Linked DNA regions of Mus musculus: region 1 is linked to region 2. A link is a loop called in an ENCODE intact Hi-C map of the cell type or tissue named here. Cell type or tissue: left cerebral cortex. All regions are shown on one strand.

The links. A loop is a pair of places that touch in the nucleus more often than their neighbours do. Peaks named below come from ENCODE experiments on the same cell type or tissue, not always from the same donor. Only the 100,000 strongest peaks of a DNase experiment are listed, where the experiment ranks them.
Region 1: it touches region 2 in a loop (9-fold over the local background); 4 of 42 quality-filtered maps call a loop at or near these places.

The regions. Positions count from the first base shown.
Region 1 is chr7:118,780,512-118,788,511 of GRCm38, reverse strand. All of the region lies in intron 14 of Vps35l (VPS35 endosomal protein sorting factor like), which reads right to left. Among named protein-coding and RNA genes, the nearest start is that of Vps35l, 44 kb to the right of the region's middle. In left cerebral cortex, no CTCF peak of the experiment used is centred here; DNase peaks (open chromatin) are centred at 4,725 and 4,993.
Region 2 is chr7:118,984,924-118,992,923 of GRCm38, reverse strand. All of the region lies in intron 1 of Gprc5b (G protein-coupled receptor, family C, group 5, member B), which reads left to right. Gm39076 (a long non-coding RNA gene) reads right to left here and starts at 7,839. Exons shown (of 2, transcript XR_869903.2): 1 at 6,156-7,839; 2 at 4,329-5,593. In left cerebral cortex, no CTCF peak of the experiment used is centred here; DNase peaks (open chromatin) are centred at 1,122, 2,423, 3,003, 3,394 and 1 more place; H3K4me3 peaks cover 693 bases; H3K27ac peaks cover 1,515 bases.

The sequences.
Region 1 (8,000 bases), 200 kb after region 2:
GAGGAAAAAAAAAAAAAAAAATCAAATTATGATGTAAGGGTTGCAGTGGCTGCAGACACCTCGCTCCTAGCAGGGGGCTATAGAACAGGACAGACGGAGGTTGTCTGGCCCAGAATGTCCTGCTATTGAAGGGCATACGGAACTATATTAGTCAGCCAGGCCTGTAGACTGTCTGTTCCTCACGGCCAGAAGCATCCCGACTGCTGCTAAGATGTGTCTCTGTGGTTTCCCGACCCACTCGAGACACACTGCTACTTGAAAACTTACCCTTGACGATTAACTCCAAGTGCTATCTCAGAAAAGCTGGAAAAGGGACATTCCACACAACTGTGATGCTCCACAGCACAGAAACACTCATTCAAAACCGACTGAAAGAGCAACCTGAACATAATGACCAATGTCTGGGGCACAGAGGAGAAGGCAGGCAGGATCTCACGGTGTCTTGAGGGCCATTCTTCCGTACACTCACATGCACAGAAGTGTGTTGGCCTTTTTTAGGTTTTTGGACAGTCTTGATGTATAGCCCAGATTGAACTAAAACTTGCTATGTGACCTAGGCTAGCCTCTGGCCCCTCATCATCCTGATTCAGCCTCTTGGGTGTTGGGCCACCATGCCTGACCTACTTAGTGCTTCTGAAAAGATGAACTGGGGAAGATGCCCATCTATAGGGAAAACAATCAGGTTTTCTAAAATTCTTTTTTTGGGAGGCTGATGGCTCAGCCAGACAGGTGCCTGTTTCATAAGCATAATAAAGACTTGAGTTTGGATCTCAAAACCCAAGAAAAAGCCAGGCAACGAGATCTGCATTTCAGAACTGGAGGCTGAGGGACTGCCGACAGGATCCCTGGAGCTCATTGGCCCGCCAGCCCAGCCTACTCAATGAACTTTGAGTTTAGTGAGAGACCCTGTCTCCAAAACTAAAGATGGCTGGCTGGCAAGATGGCTCATCAAGTAAGGGCTCTAACTACGCAAGCTTGGCGACCTGGGTACAAAGGACACAGAGTTGTCCTCTGACCTCCATGTGTTCACTTTGGCACATGTAACACCCCTCCTTAAGCCACACAATAATAGTAAATAAGTAAACTTTAATTAAAAAAATAAAGGTGGAATATAATTGAGGAAAACACATGCCATCCACCTGTGGCCTCTATACTAACAAGTTCATACACCATACACAGCACCACTCGGAGACCAAACAACACCTACAATGCACATACAAACACATACAAACTGGGGCTGCCATACAGAATAAAGGCGCATCCCTAAGTGTCCAGGGAGGCAAGCGAGACACAAGAAGACGAATCCACTAGAGGCTAATTTTATTTATTTATTTATTTTTTCTGATCTTTGACAAGGACAAGAGGACTAACAGTTCAAAGACAGCTGAGGTCATAACTGCTGGGGATACAGTGACAGGGACTGCTCTCAGTAGGCCAGGATGGAGACATCTCAGAAGCTCTCAGCAGCTCCTTATATAAAAGGATGGTGTCTGGGACCCTGAGGAGCAGAAGGCATATCCATCCAGGGGATTTGCCATCAGAAATAAGGGACTGCTCTCAGTAGGCCAGGATGGAGACATCTCAGTAGCCCACGGCAGCTCCCATTTCCCATTTCTCATTTCAGCTGTTCCCATTTCTCCTAACTTTAGCCCTGGACAACAGCTGCATAGATTTCATTTGTGTGTGACTGTTTTTCAGTTGGTTTTGGTGTGCATAATTATTTTCTTATATCTGACTTTTTTACTTCTTTCTCCTTCTGTTCTGGTGAATTTTGTGAAACTAGATGTTCCTTGATATAATGATTCTTAAACAATTAAAAACTGAGGCACAGGGGCACAGCACAGCCCAGTCCTAATGGCTTAGGTACATGCTGTGCACTCTCATCTTGGAAACAATGAAAGAACTGCACAGTGGTAGTTCCAGATTAATGCTTGACTTACAAAGAAAGTTTGAAGAAATTATTAGAAAATGAAATAGAGCCAACATTAGGACCCTAAGAAAGGAAAAAACTATTGAAGTTATGAAATAAGTTTTACACAACATTTAAGAGCGGTTCCTGGATAAACGAGTATAGGATATGTAAAATCTTATACTAGTAAAACTAAGTCAAAACACTGGGACTCTTACGAGAGTCATTGTGTGCAATGTGCAGAAGCAGAAAGCTAGCGGAACTGCTGAGTTAAGGGTTAACCTGAGTCTTTCTGGCCACTGCCTGGCAGCTTTGCCCATCTCGGTTATCATTGGAGCTTCACAGGAAACTGCAGGTAGCTGACCTCAGAGCTCTGAGCTCTAAAGTATAATAAGTCAAAAGTTAAAGTTTAAATGATGGTAAATTTACAATTATTATTACTTTGGCTATAGGCCTGGGAATAGGGGAAGCGTGAAACTTTGGAGAACAATTGTAATTCTTAATTCTTTATGGAACGTGGTTATTCTTTTGAATTTGATTTGGTAATGATTATACAATATCTTTTTTTTTTCTACCTGCTTTTGGAGTAGCAATAAAAGACTGAGAAAAGAAAAAGACAAGAGAGACTGAGAGAGCATGTGAGGTGAATGTGGAGAGCGAATGAAGAGTGAGAGAGAGCATGAGAAGAGCAAGTGAGAGTGAGTGAGGAGAGCATGTGAGAGTGAGTGAGAAGAGCATGTGAGAGTGAGTGAGGAGAGCATGTGAGAGTGAGTGAGAAGAGCATGTGAGAGTGAGTGAGGAGAGCATGTGAGGTTTGTATGGAGAGAGTGTGTGTGAATGAAAGGAGAACACTCAGAGGTGTATAGGAGTATGAGAGTTTGAGAAAAGAAAGGTGCATAGGAGAAAAAACAGAGTGTACAAGAAAATACAGAGTGTGTGCAGCCTCAAGCTGTGAGCGAGCGAGTGAGCGAACGAGAAAGAGAACAGAGAGTGAGAGAGAGAGAAACTTTAAGCCTTAAAAACTTGCCTGTCAGCTTGTACCGGAAAAGTAGTCTATGTATATTTTTTATGTGTCTTCTGGAAACCCTGCTTCCAGCTGAGAACTCTGATCCTGTGTGGAGGCTAGACCCTGACATGTAACAGACCTCTGGCCAGGCCACACCCCTGAAGAACTCCCAACTTGACATACTTGGCTCTCTGCAGAACATGCATACGGTATGCACTGTGTTGTTGGCCTGCGCTTATACCTACTATCGATCCTGCTCCTACATTTCGTTACATCTACATTTTATTTTTATAAAACTATAAAGGAAATGGCTAGACAAAAATGTTCTAAGACTATAGAAGTGCATCTAGAAAGACGTGGTCCCTCCCCTTCTAATCATAACTGGTAACATTTTAGTGTTGGTCTTTCTAGAACTTTCCCTTCACCTTGTTATTATTATAGAAGCCTGTTTTGTTTTTATAGGAACAGGATAACCCTATACATGTCTGACTGCAAATTACCTGTCTACTCAAGCGTCAAGGCCAGCTACCGTGCTTCCACGTTGGCATGCAAAATCAGCCACCATCATCTTAATGACTGAGCAATCACACCAGAGGCAGACAGTTTCAAGCTGACCCTAACTGATAGATGCTATGAAGGGCTTTCTTCCATCGTTCCTGTCACTTCTCTTCACTGGGGTTTCTTCCTAATAAATAAATAAAACATAAGTGTGTGCAGAAGCGTATATACTAGAAGTCTGTGCTAAGAGCTCATCTTGCACGTTTGTGAGTATATACAGGAGGTATGTGTGAGTGGTGTATGTGCACCTGTGTGTGCGTGAACCTGCACACACAGACACCAGAAGAGGACACGGACTGTCCTGTTCCCTCTCTCTCTGCTTTGCTCCTTTTAGACAGGATCTCTCACTGATCCTGGAGCTATTCTAGTAGCCAGGAAACTCAGCAATCCTTCTGTCACTGTACCCACCAGGGGAACATGCAGCCACAGGGATGGGCAGCCAACTTTTCACATGGGTACTAGAGATTCGATCTCAGATTCTTATGCTCTTACAGCCATCTCTCCAGCTTCATTTTATTACTATTATTTACCAGTGTTGAGTGTGAGTGCACGCATTCTCATGCTATGGGGCATGTGTAGAGGTTAGAGGAAGCCTTAAAGACTTGGCTCTCTCCTTTTATGCGTATGTGGGTTCTGGGGATTGAACTTAGGCCATCAGGCTTATGTGGTCTTACCACAGTGTCTGTACCCCTGAGACAATCTCACTGGCCCTATACGTTTCCATTTTCAAAACTGGGTCTTGTTATGTAGCCTAGGCTAGCCTCAACCTCAGATTCATTATGTAGCCCTGGCTGACCTCCAACTTGAGGTAACCGTCCTGCCTCAATCTCCCAACAGCTGAGATTACAGGTGTGTGTCACCCTGCCTGTCCTATGTTTTACAACCTCTAAGGAGTAATTTCCAGTGAGCAGACTAGAATAAACAGTCCCTTGGGTCAGTCTATCAGGAGACTCCCAGAAGGAACAGGTCCAAAGACACCCATTGGTTTCAGAGTTTAGTACCACACAGCCGGACTCCTTTCAGCTATGTGGTATCTAAGCCACGGCTGCCTCCATTAGAAAGTCAGGATGGTAGGAACACAAAGAATTTGGATAATTGAAGCAGAGTAAACCCAGACATGGTGCAGGGTGTCAACAAAGCCATCGCTGTATGACAGGCTCAAAGATTTCCCTTTGTCTGTGACGCACTGTCTACTCCACAAGATCACACAGCCTCCGCACACCTCCAGAGATGACTAAGGCCACGGAGCTCTGAGAGGAGACTGGGTAATGAGGAGAGTGCACACTGCAAGGGAGGGAGGGAAAGGCTTCAGGAAAATGACTCACGTTAGAAGAAGATCACACGTAAACACACACACACACACACACACACACACACACACACACAAGAGGAGGGGGGAGAGAGAGAGAGACAGAGAATGAATGAATGAAAATGAATATAAACCAGATAGGGTGGGAAGGAATAGGCCTGAGACACAACATCACCAATGTCCAGATGGCAGGACTCTCACAATTCCGCATGTCGACTAACACACTTATCCATCCCTCCTCCTGTCTTTCACAGCTACCAACAGTCCTCCCCCTCCCCAACGTGACCGATGCTTCTGCCACCTGCCATTCCTCAAAGCATTGCTCTCTTGAGATTATCTTCTTTCCAAAACACTCCAGGGTTCCTTGCTCTCAGGTTGTGGCTTTAGCCACCTCTGTAGTTGGACCTGGCCTGGCCTTGCCACTGCAGCCCCCGCCCAAGTACCGCAGGACCCTTACCGTGCATATACCCACCTATTAGCATGGCCCCCTCCATGCTAGCCCATCGTTCTTCAACCAAGCTTGGGTTTCCATTTATTTCCACAAGGCCTCCCAGGACCACCTACAACAATGTAGGCCACACACATCATAGCATCATAGCCTCCAACCTTAGCCCTTAGAAGAAGGTTCACTATGCCTATTTTGCAGATGCCAAAACTGAGGTGGATGGAAGTCAGCAACTCAAGGCACAACAGACCTACTGTGTACCTCCCAGGGCCAGCCTGGAGCTACACTTCCCTCTGTCTTCAAGCTGCACTGCGAGACTCAGCTGGGGACCCTGAGACTCTTTAAAAATCACCACTGAAGTTGGGTCCAGGCCTTCCCCCCACCCCCTTACTCCCTCTTCCAAATACACAGCAACACACAGTTTCTCAGGGGATCTCCATCACCCACAGCAAGCTGTGTACGACGGCTACCCTTTTCTGTGTGTGGTGTGCTTGAAATGAAGTGGCAATCTTTTACTGACTACAATCTCATTTTAACTGTAGAAAGGAAGAAAAATCTTGCCTTCAGACTATAGTAGGAAAAGCCCTTCTAGATAATCACCCTTTCTTAGATTTTTAATTTCCATCATCATCATCGACACAGGGACACTCCTATGTAGCCCAGGCTGGCCTCAAACTTATGACCCACCTGCCTCACTTGCTTAATGTTGGGTTTACAGGCCTGCCACTGCACATCTGGCTGTGAATTTCTATTCCTAGTTGGCAATGTATACATCAGGTGCTCACAGCTAAAGTCCTTCGCACCTGCCTGGGTTGTGTATGCCAACTGCTGTGGCCAGACCTTACAATATCCTATTTGGAGGCTCAGCTAAAAGGCACACAGCTCTGTTCTCCCCCTTGCCTCATCCCCAGCTATCCAAGAGCTCTTAGCACCAAACACCATCACATGGTCCCTTCAAGCCCACCTTCCACACTGACATCAGTTCATCTACTACTCCAAAATGATTGACTTTTTTTTTTTAACAAGACACTGCAAGTCCCTTACCTAAGTGCCCGAGAACACAGTCTGTCATTATTTAGGTGACCTAATTCTTCAGTCACTTCTACTGCATGATGATTTCCTACAGCGGTGCTCCCCCCCTCCCCCCAAAAGTTCTATTCCCAGCCTCTGTCTCCTCTGAGATTCCCAATGTTTCAAATAAAAGCCAGGGCGCCTTGTGACACCCACCTTCCATTTTTTTTTTTTTAAATCTGATTTTGCCTTTTGTTAAAATAAGGAAAAAAAAGTGTTCTCATTTTCAACACATTAATCCTGCTTGTAGGAGTTTGGATCGTTCAGAGGAAGGTTGGGGCTCTGCTCCCACAGTTGAGTTTGTGGCACCTTTCTTGCCCAGGAGGGGGCCACATGTGGTTGCTAAGGACCACACACAGCACCCGGCAGCTCTTCAAACTCACTTCCCCGTAGACTACTCTAAGATGGAGTCAGATTGCCAAATGATCAAAAGAAATTCCACTAAAATATTAGACGTCTCCCCATACTTTAAGTTCTGAAAAGTCAAAAACATAAGCAAAGCAAAGGAAATTCAGGGAAGGTGGTCCCAACGCTGTCCAGATGCGGTGGCACATGCTGGAATCTCAGCACTCAGGAGACTGAGGCAGGAGGATAATGAGCTGGATCCAGGCCAGCCTGGGTTCCGAGCAAGACCCCAACTGAACATGTATGTAGGACACCCACTCAGCACAGGAAAAGCAGTGTCCTGGTTTAGTCCAGACACAAAGTAGAAAACAGAAACTGTCACAGATAAAGACATGGTGCTCTCAGAGAGTAGGGACAAGTCAGCTGGCATCCACTGTCCCATGACACGGTCACAGAGCTGAGGGCAGACCCAATCACCCCAACATGAATGACCTCACTTTGACACTAGGCTATCTATGGCTTATGACCCACACAGCAACTGAGGAGAGCTGCTGTTTCTGCTCAGCTATGCAACTGTGAACAGCTTCATGTCAATACACACAGACAGACACTCATGGGTTCCAAAGGACCCCACAGCCTGCCACTAAATGCACACACAAGAATTCAACCAGCACCCCGCTGGCTACCTGACTTTGGGCCACCACAACCACATGAACATAGTGTTCAGGGCTAGACACTCACTGCTCACTTCTCCAGGGTCAACCCTGAGAGTGGTATGGTTCAGTCAGACGCCTATTCTTTTTGTTCGAATGCGTTGGCTGCCGCTGGGAGACAGGACCCTGCCGCTGAACTGCTTCGCTCCCTTTTATTAACAGCAAGCTACCTTTTACTTTCAAGCATGGGAAGGAAGGCCAGGCAAGCTTCATCTGTCAGTCACGTCAGCATGCCCTGGGGATCACCAGGAAGGAAAAACCGTATTTCTGTTAGCAGTTTAATTCCTGAGAGAACATCACTCAAAAGAGGAAGGAGGGGAGAGGGAGGAAGAGATGGAGGGAAAGGAGAAAGGAGCATTATATAAGCAATGAGGAAAGGTCTACCTGCCCTTGCATGAAATAGGACACTGGCACCCACTACACAGACCTTATTGAACTAAGAGAAACACAGATGGGCAGAGGAAGGTAAATGAAGAAGTGAGAAGTGTCCCCTGCCCTGGAGGAGGATTTCAAAGGTTTCTCTCTGGCCACCAACTCCCAACCATAGGAATGTGGCCCGAGTGGCTCCTTTCCTCCCAGTCTCAGGAAATGCTGCTGTCATCTAGAATGGCAATCCACAGAGAACCAGCCACAGGGCTGAGCTC
Region 2 (8,000 bases):
GCGAGCTAGTTGAAGGAGTGGCTTGGATTTTTAAAGATCCGCCTCCCGCTTCTAGACATTTCTTATCTACCCCAAGGAGCCCCTACCCGGGGTCCAAGACCTCTGTTTTAGCATTGAGCTTGCTGGGGATTCCCAGTTAGTCACGCTCTTGCCTCAGAACTGCACCAAGAGAAGGATCCTAGACTGAGACTCAGGCAGCCTAGGCTGCAATTTGCATTTAAATGATTGCTTTTATTTACAGGCCCCACAGCTGCTTTGCATATTCATGGATCGTACAGCTGATGTTCTTGCTGTACTAAGTTACTAACCTGAAAGGGTCTGTAAAGTTGAGAGCCCCAAAGAGGCTCTAGTCAGCCAAGGCAAGGAAGACGATGACACTGTAACTTGGAAAAGATATCAGAGGGAGGCAGAAACATTTTGAGTCTGGGAAAGAATTTAATGTCAGGAAACCTTGTAACGGTTTAAACCAGCCAAGCAGGAAACACACCCGGGTTCCAGGGGAGTAAGACTGGACAGAGTGTAACGCTGGGGGGTTCAAGAAGCCCCAACTTGGACTTCTGCCAGACATGGGGCCAGGACTGGGGTGCAGTGGAAAGGCCCTGGGGTCAGAAGCTGGGGAAAATGTATACCTAACCTGGTCTGTGAAGCCTTTGACCAGGCGGCTTGCCCTCATTGCCTTCATGGTTCCAACAGGACAATGGGACTCCTGAGTGTCTTTTTAGCCAGCTAGCACCCCTGCTTCCTACGTGCAAAGGGCTTTCCACATGGACCTCATGCTAGTGGCACAGCCATCTCCATCTTACAGAGGAAGGGCTGAGGTTCAGAGAGCTTTAGGAACACCAAGGTCACACAGTTCTATTGGACTGCCCTCCTGTTGGCGTCTGAGGAGAGTGTAAACTGTGGCAGGCATTCAGATGGATCCTGAACCATGAAGTATACTGGGGCTGAGAAAACTGGCCCTGCCCCCCCCAACCCCACCTGCTCGTTTTGTCTCCCCCCACCCCTTCCCATCTATACTCTGGTTCAGATTCTGCCTGGCTGGCCTAGCAGGAAGAATGGGGTTTTTGGAACCCTGCTGGTAGCCAAGGGTTGAGCCTGGTCAGAAGGGTTTCAGGGCAATTTGGGACATTTTGTTTTTCCATCCCTATGGTAGGACCAGAGGGAGGGGATCCTACCTCCCAGGAGAAGGCCCGGTGTGTGGTCTCCAGCAGCTTTGGCTGAGACTACCTACTAGCCATGGCTGGTTTCAGAGTCACTGGCCTGGGTTCAATCTTGAGAGTGAGGTTCACACACTTCCTGTTCCCATCAGACAGCTCGACTCCCTTCCCAATGCCCTAAGGACCTGTTGTCTGTGGTATATGATGGGAGAGAGGCTGGAAGCCAGTAATAGATAAACAGATGGGAGAACCCCTCGCCATTCCATTTCCATGGCAACAGCCCCTCCTAGGAAATCTATGGCAGGAGAACTTACCCCTGCAGACAGTGGAACATTTACCAATCTTTTACATTTCTTTACATTAACTAGTCTCTACACCGTGTGTGTGTGTGTGTGTGTGTGTGTGTGTGTGTGTGTGCACTCATGTTTGTTTATGGCTATGAGTACAAATGGGATGTATGCACATATAAAGGGCCAGAAGTTGACAAAGGGTGTTGTGGGTTTTTTGTTACTTTATTGAGGCAGGGTCACTTACTAAACCCTGAACATGACAATTCATCTAGTCTAGCTAGGCAGCTTGCCCCAGGTAACCCATCTCCACCTCCTGGCACTGGGATGACAGGTGGTGAGTGCTGAGGGTCTAAACTCTGCTCTTCACACTTGCCTGGCAAATGCTTTATCCACTAGACCGCTCCACAGCCTGGGCTCAAACTTGAGATCCTCCTACCTTAGCTTCTCAAACACTAGGATTACAAGTGAATGCCACCATCTCACTCCCAATAGATTACCTCCATCCTCACCACAATCCCGTGATGTGGGTGCTGTTCTTACCCTCGCTTTGCCACTGAAGAAACTGAAGCTAGAAAGGATAGCTCAGCAGCTCAGAGTTGGAGTGCGCTAGCACGTGCTCTGGGCTGGGATTAGAACCCAGCACCTGCTGGCCAGTGTGCACGCTGGACCACTCCCCAGCCCCAGGGTAGGATCTGAAACTGGGGGATCTGACTCAGAAGTGCTTGGGGAGACTCAGGCTAGGAGAAGCAGTGTTTATCCAGCTCACACAAATAAGGTCCTCCATGGTCTCTGTGGAGCCAGGACTCAGAGCGCTGGGAGAAACTGTTTCTGCTCCTCTGTAGACAGTGTGTGTGTGTGTGTGTGTGTGTGTGTGATGTACGGTATGGTGTGTGGAGAGTGGGTGTATGTGTTTCGCAGTATATTTAAGAACATCCGAGTGAGTCACACATTTCTGAGCGCCTGGCTGGCAGCAGAGGTAATTAGTATGTGAGCCTTCCTTGTGCATTCATTCCCATTTAGTCTCTGCTTGAGGAGCCGCTGCTCTCACCCCATGGTTTGTTACCATGTATTCATCCATCCCAGGCAGCCCTGCCTCCAGGCTGCCTTGGAACCTCTACTCTGGTTTTGTTTCACACAGTGCTCTTGGAGGTGGGAGGCAGCAGGTGGCTGACTGAAAGGAGGGGGTTACCTGACAAGGGGCGTTTTGGATGGAAAGGGTAGGGCCTGCTTGGGGCTTCTGCTCTTCATGTCGTCGTTCAGACAGACAGAAAGAAGGACAGACGGACAGACGGACAGACATCTGGGTCTGAGTGTGACCTGCAGGCCTGGGGTAATCGAACCCTGATTTAAGCCTCTCAGAGCCTCCCTTCCTCTTTTACAGAAGGGATTGATGCACACCCACATGCACCTTTAGAGGCCACACGAGAGTTAGAGCCTGTAGGTCAGTTTCTTTCTTTCAGCAGCCGAGGGCCAAAGCAAAATAGACGAGGGCCTGGGCCAGTGGAGAGGAACACACCAAAAGGTGAATAAGGGGAAATTGAGCTGGAGGGAAAATGCAAGCAAGAGGACCTGAGTTCGGGATCCCTGTAGCCATCCACATCTCAAACCCCAGTGCTGGGGGTCAGAGACACACAGAGGCTTACTGGACAGTCTAGTAGAATAGACTCTGAGATCCAGGTTCAGTGAGAGGCCCCATCTCAAATACTGTGGTCGGTCATAAAGAAGTCATCCAAAGGCAACCTCTGGCCAGAGGTGTCTTCTTGGGTGAGGACAACAGTGTACACACACACACACACACACACACACACGTGAGCCATACAACAGAGTCAGGGATCAAAAGTACAGGCATAATGTGTAGTGGGGGCTGAGAGGGCCTCTTGCAGATCAATCCTCCAGCAAAGGTCACCAGTGACTCTCCAACCAGTTCTGGTCTAGAGAAAGCCCAGCAACAATAAGACACTTGTTTGCCTTGGGCTCCACTCTCCTGGCAGCGTGTGACCTTGGTCAAGCGGCTGCTCTCCGAGTTCTGCATAGTGTTATCTCTATGAAATGAGGCAGCCTCAGCACTTGCCTCTAGGTTGTTCTGTGGATTCTCTCTGTTTAATTGGTTTTTGAGTTAAGGTTTCTCAGTGCTGGTAGCTCAGGCTGGACTAGAAGTTACCATGTAGCCCAGGCTGGCTATGATCCTCTTTCTCTAACCTCCTAAATATTAGGATTACAGGCCTGTACCACCATATCTTGTCCCCTTAGGCAGATGCTTGGATGTTACTGTATGTGTCCGGGAGCCGGGGAAGCAGTTACTGTAGTTGTCAGAAGTAGGACCTCCTAGAAACCCTAGGTGAGCAAGTGGTTTTGGCGTCAGTGTAACCCTCCCCACCCCAAACACAGTTCTGTGGACTTGGGTGGTCACACCCCACAATCATCCTTAGAGACAAATAGTGACCACCTTGAGACAACTGAGCTCTCTCTCCTGTGGTGTCTGACCATGCCTGGTTTCACCTGTATGCCTAGATATGGGGCAAAAAGAGGCCATTGCTCTAGGTTTTTGAGAACTGGTTGGCAAGTGTCAGAAACCCAGATCAAACTGGTTTCATTCAAATGATGTAGTTCATTGGATGCTGGTGAATCCAGCTGCCTTTCAATGGATTAGAACTCAGATCCATCCTCGAGCTGTTGCCTCCCAGTCAACCTCACTCTCAAACAGGTCAAATCCTCCGGCTAATTCACTGGTCTATTTCAGGCCATGTGCCTATTTGTGAACCAATCGCTTCAATCAAAGAGTGGGACAAAGTCCAGATTGGCCAAGCCTGACCCGGATGCAGCATTAGCTATAATTCTCTTACGTCTCCTATTCTGTAAGAATAGACCCTGACAAAAGAACTTAAGAGGAGAAAAGGGTTTATCTCAGGTCACAGTTAGAGGGTATAACTGATCAGGACAGAGGAGTCAAGGCTGTAGGGTCTTGAGGCAGTCGGTCACATTGAATCCACAGTCAGGAGGCAGGGAAAGAGGAACGGTAGTGTTCAGCAGCCCAGTCAACAGTGTGTCCTGCTTTCAGTGTGGGTGCACTCAGCTCAGTTAACCTAGTCCAGATAATCAATTCCTCATGGTCATATCCAGGACTTGTCTCCTAGATGAGTTAGAGTTTATCAAGTTGATATCACCCATCACAGCTACATTTCCTCACACAGGAAATAACTGATCAAAACAAGATGAAAGGGACATTTTGGTTCATGGTTTTTGAGATTTCATTGTGGCGGGATGGCATGGCGGTGGCACTGTATGGCATCAGTTCTTCACATGGCCATAGACCAGGACTCTGCAGCTAGATCTAAAAGGTGACCTACTTCCACCCATCAAGCCCTGCCTTGTAAAGGCCGCTTGGCCATTACAACAGCTCCACCAGCTAAGAACTTCCCCACTTAACTCAGACCAGCTGGGAGCGAGGGCTTGAGATAACTCTCCAAAGGCAAGTCTCGAGCTAGTTCCAGAAATCAAAGAATCAGATGTTGCGTCAAAACCCATAGCTGCCCTGGAAGGAGAAAAGGGCTCTACCTGTGGCCGTGGAAACGGAGAGCATGAGAGGGCCCATTTCCTGTGTCTGAAAGGAAATGAAAACTCTGCGTGCAAGGACACTGCACGGTTTCAGACGCGCGGGTGTCCTGGTGCTGCTCATTTCAGGCTGGAGCAGTCAGAAGCAGCAGGAAGCAAGTGAGAGGAGCTGAGGGAACGGAGTCACACTTTACAGCCGAGACCCTGGAGCTTGGGAAGCAAGTGAGAGGAGCTTCACCCGAAAGGGTGGCTGGACTCAGCTAAAAGAAAGCAAGTTCTTGCAAGAGAGGATGGCAAGGTCCACGCACAACCGAGACCTGGTGGGCTTCCTGGTGTCTCTCACCGGTTCTGATTTTGATGTCTAAGACCAGCCTTCCTCAGCCTCCGTCCCATGGTCTTACTGGGCTGTGTCACTCTGTTGGGTGGTGACTGCTATTCTCATTGTAGGCCTAGTCTTTATTCAACAGATGTTCATTGTCCCCTCTCCAGTCGCGACATCCAGAATTGCCTCTGACTGAGATCCACCAGTCAAAGGGTGCACAGATGAGAGATCCATATTCTGGAAGCATCTTCCCAAACATCATTTCCTCACCGCTGGGGAAGATGGAATTGGGTATAAACTAGACTGGGGTGTGTGACTGAGAACAGTTTACCACTGACGACTCCTCAAAGGGAGACTCACCAGGAGCCCCTCCGCCTTGCTGTGGACCAATGCCAGCTTGTTCTGTCCCGTCTAATTCTTAAATTTTGTTTCCTAGCATGCTTTCCAGCCCTGACAAGTGGTTCTGTTCGGAATGATTTCTCTCCAAAGGGCACCGTGCAGCCAGATTCCTTGGCATGTACGCAGAACTTATGGGTGTTAGATCTTTTCTAACTTAGGCTGTCAGGCTTGGCAGCGGGTACTTTTACCCCAATAGCCGGCCTCCAGTACCGTTTAGAAATATTGAGAGAAGTATTTTACTGGAATGGGGTTTAAATGACCAATGTACAGGACACAGTTAAGTAAATGATTGTACCCGGTGTCCCTGATGGAGACCCATGGCACTATTATGACTAGACCATAAGTCAATGGTGAATATCTAGGGTGCATCCCCACTCCTATATTTTTTAGCCTGAGTGGGGGGATCTTGTTTAAGGAGTCCCTCTTCCCAAGTACCTTCTGTTTGTAGCATGCCTTTTCTCTGTGAGCACAGCAGACCACACCACACCACCAGCCATCTTCTACACATCAATAATTTATGCAGTCGATGGCCTGGAGGTCGAGGCAGGATCCGAGATGCACAAGGGATCTCTGTAAGGGAGAGGAGGAGAGAGAGGTGGTCGATACTGCATTTACTTAACAGAAGCCCCAGGGATGGCTGGTGCTGGGCTGTGGGGAGGGTAGCTGGTTACTGACCTCACATAGGTGGAGTTAAGACCCCAAACTAGACTAATAATGAGCATGGGCACAGATGTGCAGGCTGTGGCTTCTTGAAGGTCCAGTCCCTTTCAAAAGCAAGGACCTGGTGTTGGTGGGATAAAGGGCTGGAAGGATGCAAGAGTCTCTGGTGGAGATTTCCTAAGTGCCTGCCTTGGGCCAGGTGCTGTGTATTAATATGGGTCTTTACCAGTAATCCTTTGTGGGGGGATTTTGTGCCCCTCACCCAGGGAATATTTGGCAGTATACAGAAGCAGGGTTGTTGAGATGCATCCCACTATGCATAGGACACCCCAACACCACCACCACCCCCAAAAAAAGATAGTTTCAGCTGCCAGATGTGACAAGATTGGGAAAGCTGGGTGGGCTGATGAGTAAAAGATACTGTCTCTGCCTGGGGTAGTAGACAAAGACAAGAAGGGAGGAGAGGAGAAAGGGAAGGAGAAAAGAAACAAAGTAGACAAAAAATGGCACACTTGATTAGAGCTCAGCCCACGAGACCCCGCCCACAGGCCTGTGAGAGCTCGGCTGACCTTGGCAGAGTCTGAGCTGATGGTTCTGGTGCTGGGCTGAGGGGTGAGCATCTTTGCAGGGCTAGCGAGACATGATGATACTAGCCTATAAGAACAGGGGTGTGTTCTAGCAGGGGAGGAGGAGACTGGGTCAGAGCTCTCACTGAGCCTCTAAAGCACATGAGAGTGTGTGGCAACTTAAACTCTCAGGCCTCCCAGGGAAAGGACAGCAGGTGGGTTGGAGAGAATGGAGCCTTAAGAGATCTTTGGAAGAGAAAGATGGCATGTCTGTGAGAGACAGAGATGAAAATTCTTTCTGGATGTACAGGTAGATCCACAGGAAATGCTCCAGAGTCCCTTGGATACCAACAGCCTTGATGCCAGGATCCAGCTGATGCTCCAGACCCTCCCTTCTTCTGTGAAAGGCCTTTCTTTCTGTGAAAGTCTATCCACACATAACCTATACCCATGCCCTATGGTCTTCAGATCACTTATAATACCCAATACAATGTCAACCCTTGTTATGCAAATTTTAGGTAACAACCACAAAAATGTCTGTGTAGATTCAGAACAGACAGAATCTTTTCCTTGAATAGTCTTCATCCATCCTTGGTTGAATCCATGGGTGTAGCAAACTTAGTTTGGGACCACTGAGTATACCATAAGTTAATGCTGGAAGGTTTCTCCCTCTGCTGAGAGGGGTGGCTTCTGAGTGTGGTTTTATGACCTGGGGCCAGTGTCACACCCTGAAGAACCTCTTTTGCCAGATGAAAATGAAGGTCACAATAGGACCTGCTGCCCTCATAGGGCATTATGAGGACTGGCTGAGCCCAGTTTTTGGCCTAGAGAGAGTGGTCAGTAAATATTTCCCATTAGCCTTTGGAGATTAGAGGAGAGAGAGAGAGAGAGAGAGAGAGAGAGAGAGAGAGAGAGAGAGAGAGAGAGAGGCAGCAGGGAGACAGAGAGAGAGAGAGACAGAGAGAGAGAGAGAGAGATTGCCCCAGCTAAGTACCTGTCTGGTGGTTGTCTCTTTAAAATTTCCTTCATTCCCTTACTTTGGAAGATGCCAGAT